Regions from separate parts of the Homo sapiens genome. Here region 1 is linked to region 2. Evidence: read pairs that join two places in POLR2A ChIA-PET (ENCODE). Cell type or tissue: Caco-2. All regions are shown on one strand. Each heading gives the region's core, and the rest is flanking DNA. Links, peaks and the distances in the headings are about the cores only.

Region 1 (8,000 bases), core at 1-8,000, 150 kb before region 2:
AAATCCATCTCTTCCTTGGCTTACAAAAAATGACTTTATACACAGTAATTATTTCATAATAATTATGGCAATACATCTCAACAAACTAGGCACAGAAGGAACATATCTCAAAATAATAAGAGCCATCTATGACAAACCAATAGCCAACATCATTCTGAATGGGCAATTCCCCTTAAGAACTGAGACAAGACAAGGATGCCCACTCTCACCACTCCTATTCAACATAGTACTAGAAGTCTCAGCCAGAGCAATCAGGTAAGACAAAAATAAAAGGCATTCAAATAGGAAAACAGGTAGTCAAATTATCTCTCTTCACTGACAGTATGATTCTAAACCTAGAAAACCCTAAAGATTTTGCCAAAAGACTCCTAGACCTGATAAATAATTTCAGCCAAATCTCAGGACACAAAATAAATGTAGAACAATCAGTAGCATTTCTATACACGGACAAAGCTGAGACTTTATCAAGAACGCAATCCCATTTACCATAGCCACACACAGACACAAAAATACCTAGGAATACACTTAACTGAGGAGTTGAAAGATGACTACAAGAACTAACACCGCTGAAAGAAATCATAAATGACACAACAAATGGAAAAGCATTCCATGCGCATGGGTTGGAAGAATCAATATCATTAAAATATCCATACTGCGCAGAGCAATCTACAGAATCAATGCTATTCTTATCAAATTATCAGTTATTTTTCACAGAATTAGAAAAAACTATTCTAAATTCATATGGAACAAAAACAGAGCCTGAATAGCCAAGGCAATCTTAAGCAAAAAGAACAAAGCTGAAGGCATCATATTACCTGACTTCAAACTATACTGCAGAGCTACGGTAACCAAAACAGCATGGTACTGGTACAAAAACAGATACACAGACTGATGGAACAGAATAGAGACTCCTAAAATAAAGCCATACATCTACAACCAACATATCTTTGACAAAGTTGACAAAAATAAACAATGGGGGAAAGGATACCCTATTCGAAAAATGGTGCTGGGAAAACTAGCTAACCATATGCAGAATAAAACTAGACCCCTACCTCTTACCATATACAAAAATTAACTCAAGATGAATTAAAGACTTAAATGTAAGACCTCAAACTACAAAAATTCTAGAAGAAAATATAGGACATACTCTTCTATACATTGTCTTAGGCAAATAATTCAGGATGAATACCCCAAAATCAAATGCAACAAAATAAAAAATAGACAAAGGAGACTTAATTAAACTAAAGAGCTTTGGCACAGCAAAAAGAACTCTCAACAGAATAAACAGACAACCTATAGAATGGGAGAAATTATTTGTAAACTATGCATTTGACAAAGGACTAACATCCAGAATCTATAAGGAACTTAAACGAATCAACAAGAAAAAAACAAACATTCCCATTAAAAAGTGAGCAAAGGACATGAATACACTCTCCTCAAAAGAAGACTATGCGCCGGGTGTGGTGGCTCACACTTGTGATCCTAGCACTCTGGGAGGCCGAGGCGGGTGGATCACGAGGTCAGGAGATCGAGACCATCCTGGCTAACATGGTGAAACCCCGTCTCTACTAAAAAATACAAAAAATTAGCCGGGTGTGGTGGCACGTGCCTGTAGTCTCAGCTACTCGGGAGGCTGAGGCAGGAGAATAGCGTGAACCAGGGAGGCGGAGCTTGCAGTGAGCTGAGATCGCACCACTGCACTCCAGCCTGGGCAACAGAGCGAGACTCCATCTCAAAAAAAAAAAAAAAAAAAAAAAAAGAAGACTACGCAAGCTGCCAACAAACATGAAAAAACCACTAATCATCAAAGAGATGCAAATCAAAACTGCAATGAGATACCATCTCACGCCAGTCAGAATGGCTATAAAAAAATAAAAAAAAGTAACAGATGCTGGTGAGGTTGTGGAGAAAAGGGAATAATTATACACTATTGGTGGGAATGCAAATTAGTTCAGCCCCTACGAAAAGCAGCTTGGAGTTCTCAAATAACTAAAAATAGAACTATCATTTGACCCAGCAATCCCATTGCTGGGTATATAACCAAAGAAAAATAAATCATCCTACCTAAAAAGACATGCGCTTGTATGTTTATCCCAGCAGTATTCACGATAGCAAACACATAGAATCAATCTAGGTTCCCATCAATGGCAGACTGGATAACAAAAATGTGGTACACATACACTGTAGAATACTATGCAGCCATAAAAAAGAATGAAATCATATCCTTTGCAGCAACATGGATGCAGCTGGAGACCTTTATCCTAAGTGAACTAATGCAGAAACAAAAAACCAAATACTGTTATGTTCTCACTTATAAATGAGAGCTAAATCTTGCGTTCACAACTTTTCCATCTGTGCTGTGGAGCCCATCATATTGTCTCGCCAATCCCAGAAATCAATTCTTGTAATTATCCCACTTATTTAATGCATCAAAGATGGACACAAAGATGGAAACAACAGACACTGAGGACTCCAAAAGTAGGGAGGGAAGGAGACAAGGGCTGAACACTTCTTATTCGGTACCACGTTCACTATCTGGGTGATAGGATCAACAAAAGTCCAAACCTCAGCACTACACAACATACCCTTTTAACTAAACCTTCACACATACCCTCTGAATCTAAAATAAAAATGGAAATTAAAAAAAAATTGTGACAATACATAAATGTGTATACATTATACTAGTAAAATATATCAAGTGTCTGGTCCAAATCTGCAACACTGGAAAAAAAAGTTTAATGTTACATTACTGCCAAAATGTTATTTTTAATTTTCTTTCATTTATTTATTTAGAGACAGGGTCTCACTCTGTCGCCCAGGCTGGAGTGCCGTGGCGCAATCACAGTTCACAGCAGCCTCAATCTCCTGGGATCAGGTGATCCTACCACCTCAGCCTCCTGAGTAGCTGGGACTATGGGAGCATACCACCACCCCTGGCTAATGTTTGTATTTTTTTATAGAGACAGGGTCTCACTGTTGCTCAGGCTAGTCTTGGAACTCCTAGGCTCAAGCTATCCTCCTCCCTCAGCCTCCCAAAGTGCTGGGATTACAGGCGTGAGCCACCACGCCTGGCCCAAAATGTTATTTTTTAAATGGTAAAAGGAATCAGTTCACTTTAGGGTAAGACTGATGTTTGTTTTAGATCTGGTAATGATTCTAATACTCCACAGAACTATGTATTTTTTTTCAGTTGTATGGGAGGAAAGTGCTGACAAGTATGCAGAGTGAAATAAACAGTGTGCTGAAATAAAGTCTAGAAAGCAGTACATTTTTAATGATGGGCCAAAGACTGAATACCATTTATACTGTGTATATAAGATATTTAAACATAAATATCTTAAACATAAAATTATGCAAACTTTTATAAGGCTGCATTCTTTTTAAAAACCAGGTAGCTTAAAATATCAGAAATGATTGTTAAATCAATTTTTATTAGCATAAACCACTAACAATAAGATGAACCAAGACAGAAATCATTTTTTAAATGCTTCTCTGATTTTAGATCGGGAAACCACTTACATCACTTCTTTATTCCTACGAGGCCCTTCAAAGGGTCTAAATGGCAGTGATCCAGTAGCTGCATGGTAAAATGTTACCCCAATGCTCCAAAGATCAACTGTTGCTCCATATTTCTTCTGATGATCTTTTCTTAGCACTGCTCTCTCATACATATCAGGGTGCTAAGATTAAAAAAAAAAGAAAAAAATCATGAACCTGTGACCCATTTCATTATACAAACAAATGGATACTCAATAATGCTTAGAAATTCTATTTTGTTTTCCTAATAACTTCACTTTCCCAATCTGAAAAGACTATTTCACATCTTCCCCTCCCTCCTCAAACCTCCACCACCTCCTTTGATCCTCAGTTTTGATGACCCTGCTTCATAATTTAATGTGGAAATGGAAGGAATCAGACCAGCACTCCCTTATGCCCTTTACCAAATACAACCTACCTGAATCTGTGTCCGTTTTATTTTTTTCTCTTTTTTTTGAGATGGGGTGGAGTGCAGTGGCTTGATCTCGGCTCACTGCAACCTCTGCTTCCCGGGTTCGAGTGATTCTCCTGCATCAGCCTCCTGAGTAGCTGGGACTACAAGTGCTTGCCATGATGCCTAGCTAATTTTTGTATTTTTAGTAGAGACAGGGTTTCACCATGTTGGCCAGGCTGGTCTTGAACTCCTGATCTCAAGTGATCCTTGAGGACCTTAAGAGCCTTGGCCTTTCAAAGTACTGGGATTACAGGCATGAGCCACTGCACCTGGCCAATCTGTGTCCATTTTCCAGGCCTACTTTCCAGTCACAATGGAACTGCACCTATACATGGCCAACTTTTCCATCTGTGCTGTAGAGCCTATCATATCATCTTGCCAATTCCAGAAATCAATTCTTGTAATTATCCCACTTATTTAATGCAGCAATGTTTCCCTCTGTTCTGATTCATTACTTTCTGCTTACAAACATGCTTTAATATCTCCCATTTTAAAAGATCTCTAAATTGACCACAAAACTCCTTTCAACAATTACCCAATTCTCTGCTTCCCACCACAGCAAAACTTCTCAGTACAGCTGTCCATGCTTATTATAACTGCCTTACTCCCTCATCTCCCATTCAGACCTAATGTATTAAATATCATATGTATGCTTTAACTTCCAAAACTACCTTGGGCCCTGAGCTTCAGATTCATATATCCTACTATTCTCTCGATATCTAAAAGGCAGCTCAAACTTAACGTATCCAAAATTGACTCTTGGTCTTCCCACTTAAACTTGTTTCCTCCTAAACTTTAAGTAAACAATACCACCACATATCTAGCTGCTCACACCCGAAACCTATCAGGCAGCCTTAATTTCTTTGCCTTATCCCTCAAATGCAATCTGTCAGGGTAAGTGCATTTAATTTAATGAAATTAAATTCTCTAGAATCAATTCAGAGGACTAACTTGACTGGGTTCACTGGGGATCTACTGACATTAAACACACGTCCTTACACATAGGACATATTACACCAAGCTTGTCCAACCTGCAGCCTGTGGGCCACATGTAGCCCAGGACAGCTTTGAATGTGGCCCAACACAAATTCATAAACTTTCTTAAAACATTGAGGTTTTTTGTGATTTTTTTAAAATAGCTCATCAGCTATCATTATTTTATGTGTGGCCCAAGATAATCTATCATATTTTATATGTGGCCCAAGACAATTCTTCCAGTGTAGCCCAGGGAAGCCAAAAGATTGGACACTCTGCACTAATACCATAGTCACTGAGAACAGATGGAGCTTCTAAGAAATTGTTTAGGAGCTCACAAAACCTAACAGATATTCTGATGGACATTTTGTTCTGCAGAGAATAACCAGTGGTCACACACAGCATGGCCTCCTGCCATCTGCCTTCATGAAAGTTATACACTTGCAACTTGAAGATTTTTGGAAGATAAATCTTGAAAAGTGTACGTATGGACCAAAGTAGAGTTACCACCTAAATGATCCCAAACCAAAACAATTCCTTATGACATTGTAGGATTTAGCTATGGCCCAGGGAACTGGGAACCAGTGTAGGAAATGCTGCTGGGAGGGGCTTCTAAATGATGCAATCTGTGACTCTCACTCCCAAAGGATCACAATCTCTGATTTCTGAGGGTCGGGGTGGTGGGGGGGTGCTGGAGATGGGGGTGGGAAAAAGACTCTTTTGAGAAACACATTTTAATGAGAAATCAGAATGCAGACAAGTATAAGAACTGGGTATTGACGTGAGTGTCCAAACATATGCCTACTAGATATATGGGATCTCAGTGGCTTTGCTGGTTCTGTAGCACAGCACATAAAGTGATTATTGTCCAAAGAAGTGATTGCCAAACCTTTGACCTAGCAGCTGGTACTTAGTGTGTAAATGGTGTCATGAAGAGGCCAAAAGTACCTGGATATGTCTGATGCCTTCTGGAATATAAAGCCTCCTGGGAAGAGGGGACACAGTGATTCCAGAAGGAGACAAAGACGGACCTCCTCACACGGTGCAATAATATACTGCCTAATTGGTACAGCTGGAAGCTATTCCCTGGGAGTGATTAACTTGGGGTGGCTTGACACATGCTGGTCTGATACATTTGTGCCCACTGGCTCTGTCCTGATGTGTTACTGGCTTGGTGTTACTGGGCCTGGGCTATTGCATCTGGAAGAAGAGCATAAGGATAAAGCTACTCCAAGGTTTTCAGGATTATATTACTGAGATGATATCCATCATATTAAAAACAGTAGAAGAGACAGGGTGTGGTGGCTCACATCCTGTAATCCCAGCACTTTGGGAGGCCAAGGTGGGTGGATCGCTTGAGGTCAGGAGTTTGAGACTAGCCTGGCCAACATGGTGAAACCTCATCTCTACTAAAAATACAAAAATTAGCTGGGTGTAGTGGCACACACCTGTAATCCCAGCTACTTGGGAAGCTGAGGCAGGAGAATTGCTTGAATCCAGGAGGTGGAGGTTGCAGTGAGCTAGGATGGCACCACTACACTCCAGCCTGGGCAACAGAGTGAGACTCTGTCTCAAAAGTATACATATATATATATAGACACAAAAATATTAGCCAGGTGTGGTGGTGTGCACCTGTAACCCCAGCTATCTAGGAGGCTGGCACATAAGAATCACCTGAACCTGGGAGGTGGAGCTTGAGTGAGCTGAGATTATGCCACTGCACTCCAGCCTGGGCAACAGATTGAGACTCTGTCACAATAACAACAACAACAAAAACAAAAAACAGTAGAAGAATGTTTTCTTTGGACTTTAACATACAAAAGAGAGAGAATTTAACATATGGGTTGTAGTTCCTGGGAGCTTCAAAACGAGGGAAGTTTCCAGTTAAATGTAGAATATAGCTAGGCTGCTGAGCCTTAGACTATTATTTATCTCATTCTGGTGCACTGTATTTGAATATTTCCCATTCTGAAATAGGAAATAAATAGAATGGGGTTAAATTTCAGCCTAGAGTACAGCACAGACTTGGAATTAATTTATTTAATGTTTTGCTCTTCCTGTTAAAAGTCTTAGAGGCAAAAGCTAAACTGTGTTCCCAGGAGGTTACATGAAAGATTAATAGTTGGTATTGGGGGAGCAACCTCATGAAGGCTGGTACAGGACTGCTGTTTGCTTGTTACAGTGATTATCATGATTGGAAAAGGCGGAGACCAGACACTGAAGGACATACTGCAGTGTATGTGACAGTTCTGAAAAATGATCCTCCTATATATAGCCTGAATGACTTTGGAATATTCTGCCAGATACTTGTGCAAGTGAGAAATCTATTTCGAACTCCATTTTATATATAACAAAGTATTTTTGTACAGCTTTTCCAAGAATGTAACTATATTTAAATTTACTTTTAGTTAGAAACTTTACCAAAAATTGTTCACTACTTTGGAAAATCATGTCAATAACAATACTACCATTTGTGATGTGATTCACTAATACAACATGAGTTATCACTGCACTTGTATTCAAAGTAGTATTACATATAGCTGCAAGCATATATCACTACTTGTTTGCTCATGAAGCTGTTTCTAAATTTTTACATATTAAATATCTATTATTTTATTATAAAATATGTTCCTTTACATTATTAAGATATGCTATTTTAATTAGGTGTGCAGGTTTATAATATTATCTAGGAATTTCATTTCAAGATACTGAAGGGAACACTACAAAATATTTATTATAACAAGGGGGTATTGGTCTGACAGGGTTTAAACTACTAGCCTGTCTGATCTGGCTAGCCCCCTGATCACTTCTTTAATTCTAAGTCCTTCCACTTGCCTCTTTACTCACTAAATTCCAGTAAAACTGCCATCTTTTCTGTTTCTCCAACTCCTGAGGTCATTCTTGTCTCCAGGCCTTTACAGCTGCTGTTTTCTCTGGGCCTGATGGAACCAGACTGAAGCCCAAGAACATTCTTAGAGCAGTAAACCTTGGCAAGCAGTGCCCTCCTGGGAACAGTAGTGTCCTGAGCATTCAT
Region 2 (10,793 bases), core at 1,425-9,424:
ACCATTACAACAGGTGCTGGAGAGGATGTGGAGAAATAGGAACACTTTTACACTGTTGGTGGAACGTAAACTAGTTCAACCATTGTGGAAGTCAGTGTGGCGAGTCCTCAGGGATCTAGAACTGGAAATACCATTTGACCCAGCCATCCCATTACTGGGTATATACCCAAAGGACTACAAATCATGTTGCTATAAAGACACATGCACACGTATGTTTATTGCAGCATTATTCACGATAGCAAAGACTTGGAACCAACCCAAATGTCCAACAATGATAGACTGGATTAAGAAAATGTGGCACATATACACCATGGAATACTATGCAGCCATAAAAAATGATGAGTTCATGTCCTTTATAGGGACATGGATGAAATTGGAAATCATCATTCTCAGTAAACTATCACAAGAACAAAAAACCAAACACGGCATATTCTCACTCATAGGTGGGAATTGAACAATGAGATCACATGGACACAGGAAGGGGAACATCACACTCTGGGGACTGTTGTGGGGTGGGGGGAGGGGGGAGGGATAGCATTGGGAGATATACCTAATGCTAGATGACGAGTTAGTGGGTGCAGCGCACCAGCATGGCACATGTATACATATGTAACTAACCTGCACAATGTGCACATGTACCCTAAAACTTAAAGTGTAATAATAAAAAATAAATAAATAAATAAATAAATAAATAAATAAATAAACCATTACTACAGAAAAATAATCCGACGATTGTGCTTAAAATGGATTGAAGTAGGGAAAGACCTGAGATTGGTGGAAAGTCATTAGAATGTGAACTGGGGTAGTGATAGCAAAAATAAAGAAAAAGGGACGGATGGAAGAGATATTTCATAGGCAGAATCCACAATACTAACATTTAATTGAAATAGGAGAGCTGGAAAGAGAAACTACGTGGTTTCCAGCTGGGGTGACTGAATAGCGATGCCCTTCAAACAAATAAGGATGTCAGAAGGGATCACGCTCAAGTACTGGTTTAAATAGGTTAAGCTTGAGGTTCTAGTGGGCTTATCTGGTGTATAAGTTCATCTGACAGTTGAAATTTCAGTCTGGAAGGTGGGAAAGAAGTCTGGGTAAATTTAAAAAGGAGAAAAAGGAGTTTCTTTTTTTTTTTTGAGACTGAGTCTCGCTCTGTCACCCAGGCTGGGGTGCAGTGGTGTGATCTCTGCTCACTGCAACCTCTGCCTCCCAGGTTCAAGCGACTTTCCTGCTTCAGCTTCCTGAGTAGCTGGGATCACAGGTGCCCACCACCACGCCTGTCTAATTTTTTGTATTTTTAGTAGAGATGGGGTTTTGCCATGTTGACCGGGCTGATCTCAAACTCTTGACCTCAAGTGATCTGCTCACCTCAGCCTCCCAGTGTTGGGATTACAGTCGTGAGCCACTGCACCTGGACAAAAAAAAAAGTTGTTTCTTAAGTTGCATAAGTTAAAGTGTGATACTATATATATATATATATATATATATATATATTTTTTTTTTTTTTTTTTTTTTTTTTTTGAGATGGAGTCTTGCACTGTCGCCCAGGCTGGAGTGCAGTGGCTCGATTTTGGCTCACTGCAACCTCCGCCTGCTGGGTTCAAGTGATTCTCCTGCCTCAGCCTCCCGAGTAGCTGGGATTACAGGCGCCCGCCACCATGTCCAGCTAATTTTTTGTATTTTAAGTAGAGATGGAGTTTCACCATGTTGGCCAGGCAGGTCTCGAACTCCTGACCTCATGATTTGTCTGCCTCGGCCTCCCAAAGTGCTTGGATTACAGGCATGAGCCACTGTGCCTGGCCAAAGTGTGATACTGTTACACACTTTCTCTATTTAGATATTAGAAGGAAGAGGGGAGTGTAGGATTCTGGGAGCTGCCACTCAAGGGATATAGAGGCATAGGGAAAATTAATATGAATTGGATCCTAGAAAGACAGGTCATAGCAAGGGGAAATATCCAGATTAGAAAAGCATTGCAAAATGCTGTTCGGAAAAAGTGAAATCCTAACTGGGGATATTCACAAACCCATGGTGGCCCATGCTGTGTTGCTTAGCTTGCTGGGGAGGGGCCTTTTCTCACTGCACTTTCTGTCATTCTCACCCTCTCTCACAGTTTGAACAAGAGGACCTATGAGGTCTCTTCCAAACCTAAATTTCATTATTATTATAACTTTCTTTCTTGCCAAAAAAAAAATGGCTTAGGAAGTTTATTTTTCCTAAACACATTACCAACTTGCTTTGTAGAATTTTAACCTTAAGGCCAATTATTCTGGATAAGAAAATTGTTGGACAATGGCTGCAGTACCTAATATTCTTAAAGGTGCTTAAGTAAGTTCAAGGTTAAGGAGTTCATGTGTTCCTGTCAGAGTTCTCAAGGCTTTGGAGGTTTTGATTACATTTGAAGCCAAACATCAAAAAAACTAAGACAGAATTGTCTAATGTGTTCTATTTAGCATGGCAAACCATAGCTTAAAATGCGCATTGAGACCCCTTTAAAATGCTGGCATTGGAGAAGGAACCAACAGCCTGTGTAGCTAAATTCCTTTCACCAGATTTCTCAAGGGGTGCTACTGGCATTTGTGTGGTACCATTTGTACTTGTGCAGAATGGGGCCACACATTGTGAAACTTCATCTTCCCTGGCTTTTGTCCACTAAGTGCCAATAATGCTCCCCATTTATTGTGGCAACTAAGAAACACCACTACACATTTTCTTTTTTAAAAATTTTATTTTATTTATGTTTAGTTCTGAGATACATATGCAGGACGTGCAGATTTGTTACATAGGTAAATATGAGCCATGGTTACCATGCATTTTCATGGAACTATCCTGGCTACTTCCAGCTCTCAACACACTTGTCAAATGGTCAAGATTTGTTTCCATTTCTCCCATTCTGTGCTCTTTCTCCCTTCTCTGTGCTGTCCTCTCTCTAGCCTTCCCTGGTATCTCAGTCTGTTTTCTGTTGCATATCACAGAATACCTGAAACTGGCTAATTTATAAGGAAAAAAATGTATTTCTTATAGTTATGGAGGCTGAGAAGGCCAAGGTCAAGGAGTTGTATCTGCTGAGAGCGTTCTTGCTGGTGGGGACACTCAGCGGAGTTCCTAGGCTGTGCAGGACATCACATGGCAAGAGCACTGGGCATGCAAGCTCAAGTCTGTCTTCCTCTTCTTATAAAGCCAGTTCCATTCCCATGATAACACATTAACATATTAACCCACTTATCCATGAATTGATTAATCCATTTATGAGGGCAGAGCCCTCACTACCCAGTCACCTCTTAAAGGTCTCACCACTCAATACTGCCATACTGGGGATTAAATTTCAATGTAAGTTTTGGAGGGGACAAATATTCAAACCATACCACCTAGCAAGTATCCTTGTTCTTCCTCTAAATTTTATGTTTGGGTTTTTACTGATACCACATTGTGACAATTTCTTTCTTTCTTTTTTTTTTTTTGAGACAGAGTCTAGCTCCGTCGCCCAGGCTGGAGTGCAGTGGCTCAATCTTGGCTCACTGCAACCTCCGCCTCCTGGGTTCCCTAAGCGATTCTTCTGCCTTAGCCTCCTGAGTAACTGAGATTGCAGGTACCCGCCACCACACCCAGCTAATTTTTTTGTATTTTTAGTAGGGACGGGGTTTCACCATGTTTGTCAGGCTGGTCTCGAACTCCCAGTCTTGTAATCCACTCACCTCGGCTGGCGGTGGTCCCAAGTACTGGGATTATAGGCGTGAGCCACTGTGCCCAGAACATTGTGATAATTTAATAATACAGATTTAAAATGGTTATTCCTTTGGTGGGATTTCCATTTTAGCAGGCATGAAAGCCAGCAGCTCCAGGAAAGAAGTTCTATTTGTAGAATTTTGTTGTAACAGCTTTACTGAGGTATGATTGACACACAATAAACTGTGCATGTATGTTTTATCATATATATCTCCCCATGAAACCATTACCACAATCAGTATGTACCACCCCCCTCCTCTCTACCCTGTGCCCTGGAGACTTTTTCAAGGCAGTAAACTGGGACAATCATTAGGTCTCACCTTGATTATTTCCCATCTACCAGGGCTCATTGTCTTTTATTGCCTGGTGTCTAGTGTCTTGAAATCTATTTTTGCATATATTTTGTCCAATTTTTGGTTGTTTCAGGTAGAAGGGTATATATGGTCCCTATTACTCCATCTTGGCTAGAGGCAGAAAAAAACTAGTAGAATTTTAGGTTTATACCCATATATATAGAAGAGGATTTGGACTGGTGTTAGATCCTTCCTGGAGTCAGTGATGGTCCTGGAATTTCTATAAAAAAGATCTTTGGGGCAGCAATAGGGGAGATTAGGGAATTCATTTACCTAGACTGTATGTTTATGTGGGGTAGATTGAAACTCTTTTTTCCTTAGCAGGCACAGATACATTGTTTTTATGTGGCATAGATATTTATTTGTGGTGGCTCACTCAGGGGAAGACTATTGGAGATGCTAGGGAGGTGGGGTACTCAAGTCTCCCCTTCTTTTGGCTTCTGCCTTTGGGAGCCTGCTGTTTCAGGCCAACTCATCAATTTCAGTTCCACACTATATTAATGAAGATAATCCCGAAGCTCAGAAGGACCTAGATTATCAAAGATTCATGTATGTGTACTATTCTGCCTTTTACAAAAAGATAAAACCACACACTTTTAGAGAAGTCAATTGAATATGAGATCTCATTTTCCCCCAGTAGTCCTTCGGTGTAAAGTTAAATAGACTGTAGGGGCTTGAATTTACTTATCAGAAAGTTAGAATCTGGGACACTCATTGCTGCTGCTTCTTTTCTTCTTCTTCTTCTTCTTTTTTTTTTTTTAGACAGGGTCTTGCTCTGCTGCCTGGGCCAAGTACAGTGGTGTGATTATGGCTCACTAAAGCCTCGACCTCCTAGGTAGCTGGGATTACAGGCATGCCCAGCTCCACTGCTGCTGCTTAATGTGGTGTTACTGCTTTGAGATTAGTCTACACTCTTAACACATGCTGACTGGGCAATGTGAGGACTTAGCCTAGATCTTCTGGGGTGTGGAAATAAAGCTGACCTGGAATAATGGCAAAAGTCCATGTTTATTTCAATCTTGGTCATGTATAAGAATCTCCCAAGGGCTCGTGGAGAGTACAGACTCCTAGGCTCTACTCCAGGCTATGGAATCCTCAGCTTTAGGGACAGTGTTCAGTTGTCTGTTTTTGGTAGCTACCTAGATGATTCTGTTAGCTAGCTACCAAGGTTTGAGAATTGCTGGCCTAAATAATCTACAATGACATCAATCTTCCCCTGGATTATTGGAACTCCTGAGTTCATAATATGTCTCTAACTCACCCATCAACTTCTATCTCCACTGCCAAAACTCCACTATCACCTCTCATCACTTCTGCAACACCTCTACTACACTCTCCACCTCCATTCTCAGTACCTGTCTGCCTCTGCCTGAATCCATTATCCACCTTAAAGCCAAAATGATACTTTCCAAATGTCCCTTTCTTGCTTAAAACCTTTCAGTGGTATTCCATTGCACAGCAGATAAACCTTTTACCACGTCTAGACATCCCAGCAAGAACTGGCCGTTGCCTACCGCTCCAGCTTCACCTCTTACTTCTCTTGTTCATCTCAATAGTTGGAGCACTGCAAACTCTTTCCAGCTCAGACCTTTGAACTTCTTACCCCTCTTAACATTGCTTTTCACATGGCTCACTCTTTCTCATCCTTCAGATCTTAGCTTAAATGTCCTCATCCCAGAGAGTTCTTGCTTGATCACCTAGTTTGAAGTATGCCACCCGTCAACAAACACACACAAGTTTTCTTTATCAGACTGCTTTGTTGATTTCAATTGCACTTTTGTAAGTTATAACTACATGTTCATTGCTTATTGTCTGTCTTCCCACTAGAATGCAAGCTCCATGAGAGCTGGGACCTAGATATTCTTGTGCACTGATATATTTCTAGTGTTGGCCCAGTGCTTGGTACATACTAGGTGCTTAATATTTGTTGAATGAATAATCATATTCTTTACAACCTAGCCTGGCTTGCATAATATTGGCTTGTGGGAGTGTGATTTGCTCTAAATCCATGTAATAATAAACCATGTTTGGACAGAGTTTATGTATTTCCATTATTGCCCTGAAGAATGTGACTTATGAGCTTCTGCGGGGAGGGCTCTGCCTTGTAGCAGGGCACTGAGTGAAATTCTTAACATGGTCTTTGTAATTGGAAGGATTGAAGGAGGGGCAGTTCTAGGAATAGGCATCCACATGCTCCCATAGTCAAGTCTTCATTTCAGCATGTAATTCCCCACATTTCTGGGATACTTTGAGAGTTCCATTGTTTTCCTCCAATTTAGAAAAATAAAAGAGGTTTTTAGTTAATGTTTGCAGCTGGGCATGATGGCTCACGCCTGTAATACCAGCACTTTGGGAGGCCAAGGTGGGTAGATTGTTTGAGCCCAGGAGTTTAAGACCGGCCTGGGCAACATGGTGAAACCCCATCTCTTAAACAAACAAACAAAAAAGCAAAAATTAGCTGGGCTTGTGGCATGTCCCTCTAGTCCAAGCTACTCACACCACTGCATTCCAGCCTGGGTGACAGAGTAAGACCCTGTCTTGGCAAAAAAAAAAAAAGGAAATGTTTGCAGTAGTTGTTTTAGGTTACTGTGGAGGTTAAAACTCTGTTAAAAGTGACAGAAATGCATTTTAGGTTTAAAAAGGGAATTTATTGGAATTACTGCGTCAACTCATGAAATTCAGTATTCATTCAACAGATATATTTAGAAATGGAAATATATAAAGATATAGATACAGACAGAGATCTCTCTGTCAGTCTAATCTGGCATATTCGAATTGCTGGGCTCTGTGTTCTATTTTAAATGTATGAATACAATGGTGAGCAAACTCAGTAAAGCTTAGAAATGGAATCCTGGGAACGTAGGAATGGTAAGAACGGAATTTAGACACAGCTGGAACTGGGGGCTTGAGTGTCCCAGGACTCAGTCCCTGTCTCCTTCTCTGATGTTTGTGTGTCAATTGCATCTTCTCTCCCTGAACACCACATCCTCCATGGGGCAGCACACGAGTCACTGACTGTCTTAAATTCACATTTTACAGCTTCCACCACCAGACAAAGGCTAACTCACACACTTACTTGTATTGAATTTTTAAATCCTGAAGAAAGTCTCTGATTGCCCAGCTTGAATAAATGACACACTGCTGAAAAATATTCACCACAGCCGACAAATCAGGGTCTTTAAAAACATGGCAGCTTCTGTGTGCTCTGTTTGTAGAGGAGAGGAGTAGTTTCCAAAAAAAGGAGGGTGAAGAGGGAGCTGGGTCTACTGTCCCATAGTTTTTTAGCACTGTCATCTCCATAATTAAACATTTGAGTTAGAAGCCTAAACAAAAGGCAGGGTGGGATAGAAAACACTAAGTAGAGGACTAAAGGATGTTATCATGTACAGAGATTTGAAACACCTCCTAGGTGCCATGTTTTGGGCCTAATGATGAGAAGCTGCAGGCCACAAGAAGGATGTTGTTATCAGAAATGGGGCCTCGCTATATTGGCCAGGTTGGTCTTGAACTCCTGGGCCTCAAGTGATCCTTCCACCTCGGCCTCCCAAAGTGCTGGGATTACAGGCATGAGCCACCATGCCTGGCTCAACCAAAGACTTTAAGGCAACTGTTATAACCATGCTCTAAGAAGTAAGTATGAACCCCTTTGAAGCAAATGGAAAGACAGAAAGTCTCAGCAAGAAATAGAAGACATAAAAAAGGGACCAAATGGAAAGTTTAGAATGAAAAACATACTATAATAACTGAAATTTTAAAAATTCACTGAATGGCTCAATAGCTGGAATGGAGATGACAGAGGAAAGTCACTGAATTTGAAGATAGATGAATAGAAATTATCTAGTCCGAACAAAAGAGAATAAAGATTGAAGGAAAAGACAAACAGAATCTCAGGGTACTGTGTGGCAGTATAAAAAGATCTAGTATTCATGTCTTCAGAGTCTTAGAAGGAGAGGAGAAAAAGTATAGTGCAGAAAAATAGCCAGGCACAATGGCTCATGCCTGTAATCCTAGCACTTTGGGAGGCCTAGGCTAGAGGATCGCTTGAGCCCAGGAGTTCAAAACCAGCATGGGTAACATAGTGAGACTCTGTCTCTAAAAATAATAATAATAATAATAAATTAAATAAATGTAAAAAAAAATTAATGAAAAGAAAAAGTATTTGGAGGAATAATGACAGAAAATTCTCCAAATTTGGTAAAAGATATACACTTACAGGTTCAAGAATCTCAGTGAACCCCCAAAAAGATAAACTCAAAAAAATTCCACATCCAAACACATCATGATCAAACTGCTGAAAATAATAAAGGAAATTAAAAGATACTTAGAACTTAATGCCAATACATACCAAAGTGCATGCAACTGAGCTAAAGCAGACTTTAGAGGTCTGCTCTAAAGCTGTATTTACAGCTTTTACTGTATTCACCAAGAAATAAGAGAGTTTAAAAAAATAAATGAGTTAAACATTCCACTTAAGAAATTGTAGGCTGGGGCAGGGTGCAGTGGCTCACACCTGTAATCCCAGCACTTTGGGAGGCGGAGACAGGTGGATTGCTTGAACCCAGGAGTTTGAGACCAGCCCTGGCAACATAGTGAGACCCCATCTCTACAAAAAATTTTTAAGTTTGTAAAAATAAAAGAGAGATTTCAAGCTGGGAACAGTGGCTCATGCCTGTAACCCCAGCAATTTGGGAGACTGAGGCAGGAGGATCACTTGAGGGCAGGAGTTTAAGACCAGCCTGGGCAATGTAGTGAGACCCCCATCTCTACAAAACAAAGTAGTTTTCCACTATCGTGGAGGTTCTAATCTTATGGGAGAGAGAAGATAACTTAATGTAAAAGGATAAACTTCCCCTCAAAATTATTGAAATAAAAAAAAAGATAAACCATCAACTGAAGGCAATATAGGGTAATAGTAATAGCTTGCACATATTGTTTCCAGTTTTGCAAACTCATTGCATGTATCCTCACATAAACCTTATGAGATGGGTACTATTATTGTTTCTATTTTAAAATTAGGAAATGAAGTCCTAGGTCCACTAAGATGTCAAAAGACAAAATAAGCATAGATTTAGTTTTATTTGTGATTCTAGAAGTGGGAGAAGTGGTCTGAAAAGCTGAGCAGAGGAGGTTGACTTTATAGGCAGAGAAAGGCTGAAGTAAGCTGAAATGAGGCACAAATTGGATTGCTTGTTTCAAAGTTACTGTTCTTATAGGGTTAAAACAGAGGACACTACTTCATTATTGACTGAGGTTGAGTGGAATCTGTTCTTCTGGAAAACTGGTCAGTTTCCAAGTTCAGTTTGATTACTGGTACTAAGCACAAGGGACTCCCTTCTGTTTTGGTCCGTTCTGCTGGGGCCTCATGCAGGAGGCTAGTTGAAAACAATGGCCTCTCATCAACTTTGTTTAACAAAGGTCACATAACCATTAAGTGGCAGAGCCAGGATTGGAATTTAGGTCTCACCATACTCTGCAACTTCTTAGTTTCTCCAACTTGTTTTCTTGTGCAGCAAAGTAAAGAAAGGTCATGGTGAGCTGGAGAGAATAGGGAAAGTAAAGGACACAGCATTGATTCTGAAAAAAGTGCTGATGCTATTGGGAAAATCAGAAGAGTATTAGCAGGAGGGGAATTAAAGAAAACATCATTTAAAAAATCTCAGGCCAGGCACAATGGCACAGGCCTGTAATCCCAGCACTTTGGGAGGTGGAGGCAGAGGTGGGCAGATCATTTGAGCCCAGGAGTTTGAGACCAGCCTGGGCAACATAGTGAGTTCCCATTGTTACCGGGGTGTCCTTGCTCCCAGAGCTCCCAAGATGAAGGCAGGCCGCTTCCAAGATGGTGGCAAGCCTTGTGTTCTCTGACCTGGGGTTCTTGGCCTCATGGATTCCAAGGAATGGAATCTTGGGCTATGTGGTGAGTGTTATAGCTCTATTAGAAGCCGTGGGTCACGGAAGAGAACCGCGTAACCCAGTAACTAGTGTTCAGCTCCATTAGGACGAACCCGGGCACTTAGCTGTGCAGGAACAATGGCAAGCCTTTAGCCCGTTCGGGAGCGGCACTGGGCGTCTCACTGGATCAGGAGCACAGCGGACACCCTGCCGGATCCGGAGGGATGGAAGTCAGTGGCGGGTCTGCCAAGGCGGCAAACAGGAGTGGTGGACGGGGAGCGAAAGCTCAGCTCGAGCCGTAACAAACAGACAAAAAGACAGTGCAGTTGCAAGATTTAATAGAGTGAAAACAGAGCTCCCATAAAAGGGAGGGGACCCAAAGAGTGTAGCTGTTGCTGGCTCAAATGCCTGGGTTTATATCCCGATCATTGTCCCTCCCACTGTGCTCTCAGGCGATAGATGACTGGCTATTTCTTTACCTCCTGTTTTTGCCTAATTAGCATTTTAATGAGCTCTCTTTACTACTGATTGGTTGGGTGTGAGCTAAGTTGCAAGCCCCGTGTTTAAAGGTGGAAGTGGTCACCTTCCCAGCTAGGCTTAGGGATTCTTAGTCGGCCTAGGGAATCCAGCTAGTCCTGTGTCTCACCATCACTACAAAAAAATACAAAAATTAGCTGGGCATAGTGGCACATGCCTGTAGTCCCAGCTACTCAGGAGGCTGAGGTGGGAGGATCACTTGAGCCTGGGAGGTGGAGGTTACAGACAGCCCAGATGGCACCACTGTACTCCAACCTGGGTGACAGAGTGAGACCCGGTCTCAAACAAACA

The links. Peaks named below come from ENCODE experiments on the same cell type or tissue, not always from the same donor. Only the 100,000 strongest peaks of a DNase experiment are listed, where the experiment ranks them.
Region 1: POLR2A ChIA-PET joins it to region 2 with 16 read pairs; 2 of 35 experiments call an interaction of 5 or more read pairs at or near these places.

What each region holds. Positions count from the first base shown.
Region 1 is chr12:64,469,910-64,477,909 of GRCh38, reverse strand. TBK1 (TANK binding kinase 1) reads right to left here. Exons shown (of 21, transcript NM_013254.4): 6 at 3,520-3,680. Among named protein-coding and RNA genes, the nearest start is that of TBK1, 22 kb to the right of the region's middle. In Caco-2, for the core only: no CTCF peak of the experiment used is centred there; no DNase peak of the experiment used is centred there.
Region 2 is chr12:64,319,405-64,330,197 of GRCh38, reverse strand. All of the region lies in intron 3 of C12orf56 (chromosome 12 open reading frame 56), which reads left to right. Among named protein-coding and RNA genes, the nearest start is that of C12orf56, 66 kb to the left of the region's middle. RefSeq lists an enhancer at 10,098-10,676. In Caco-2, for the core only: no CTCF peak of the experiment used is centred there; DNase peaks (open chromatin) are centred at 6,167 and 6,547.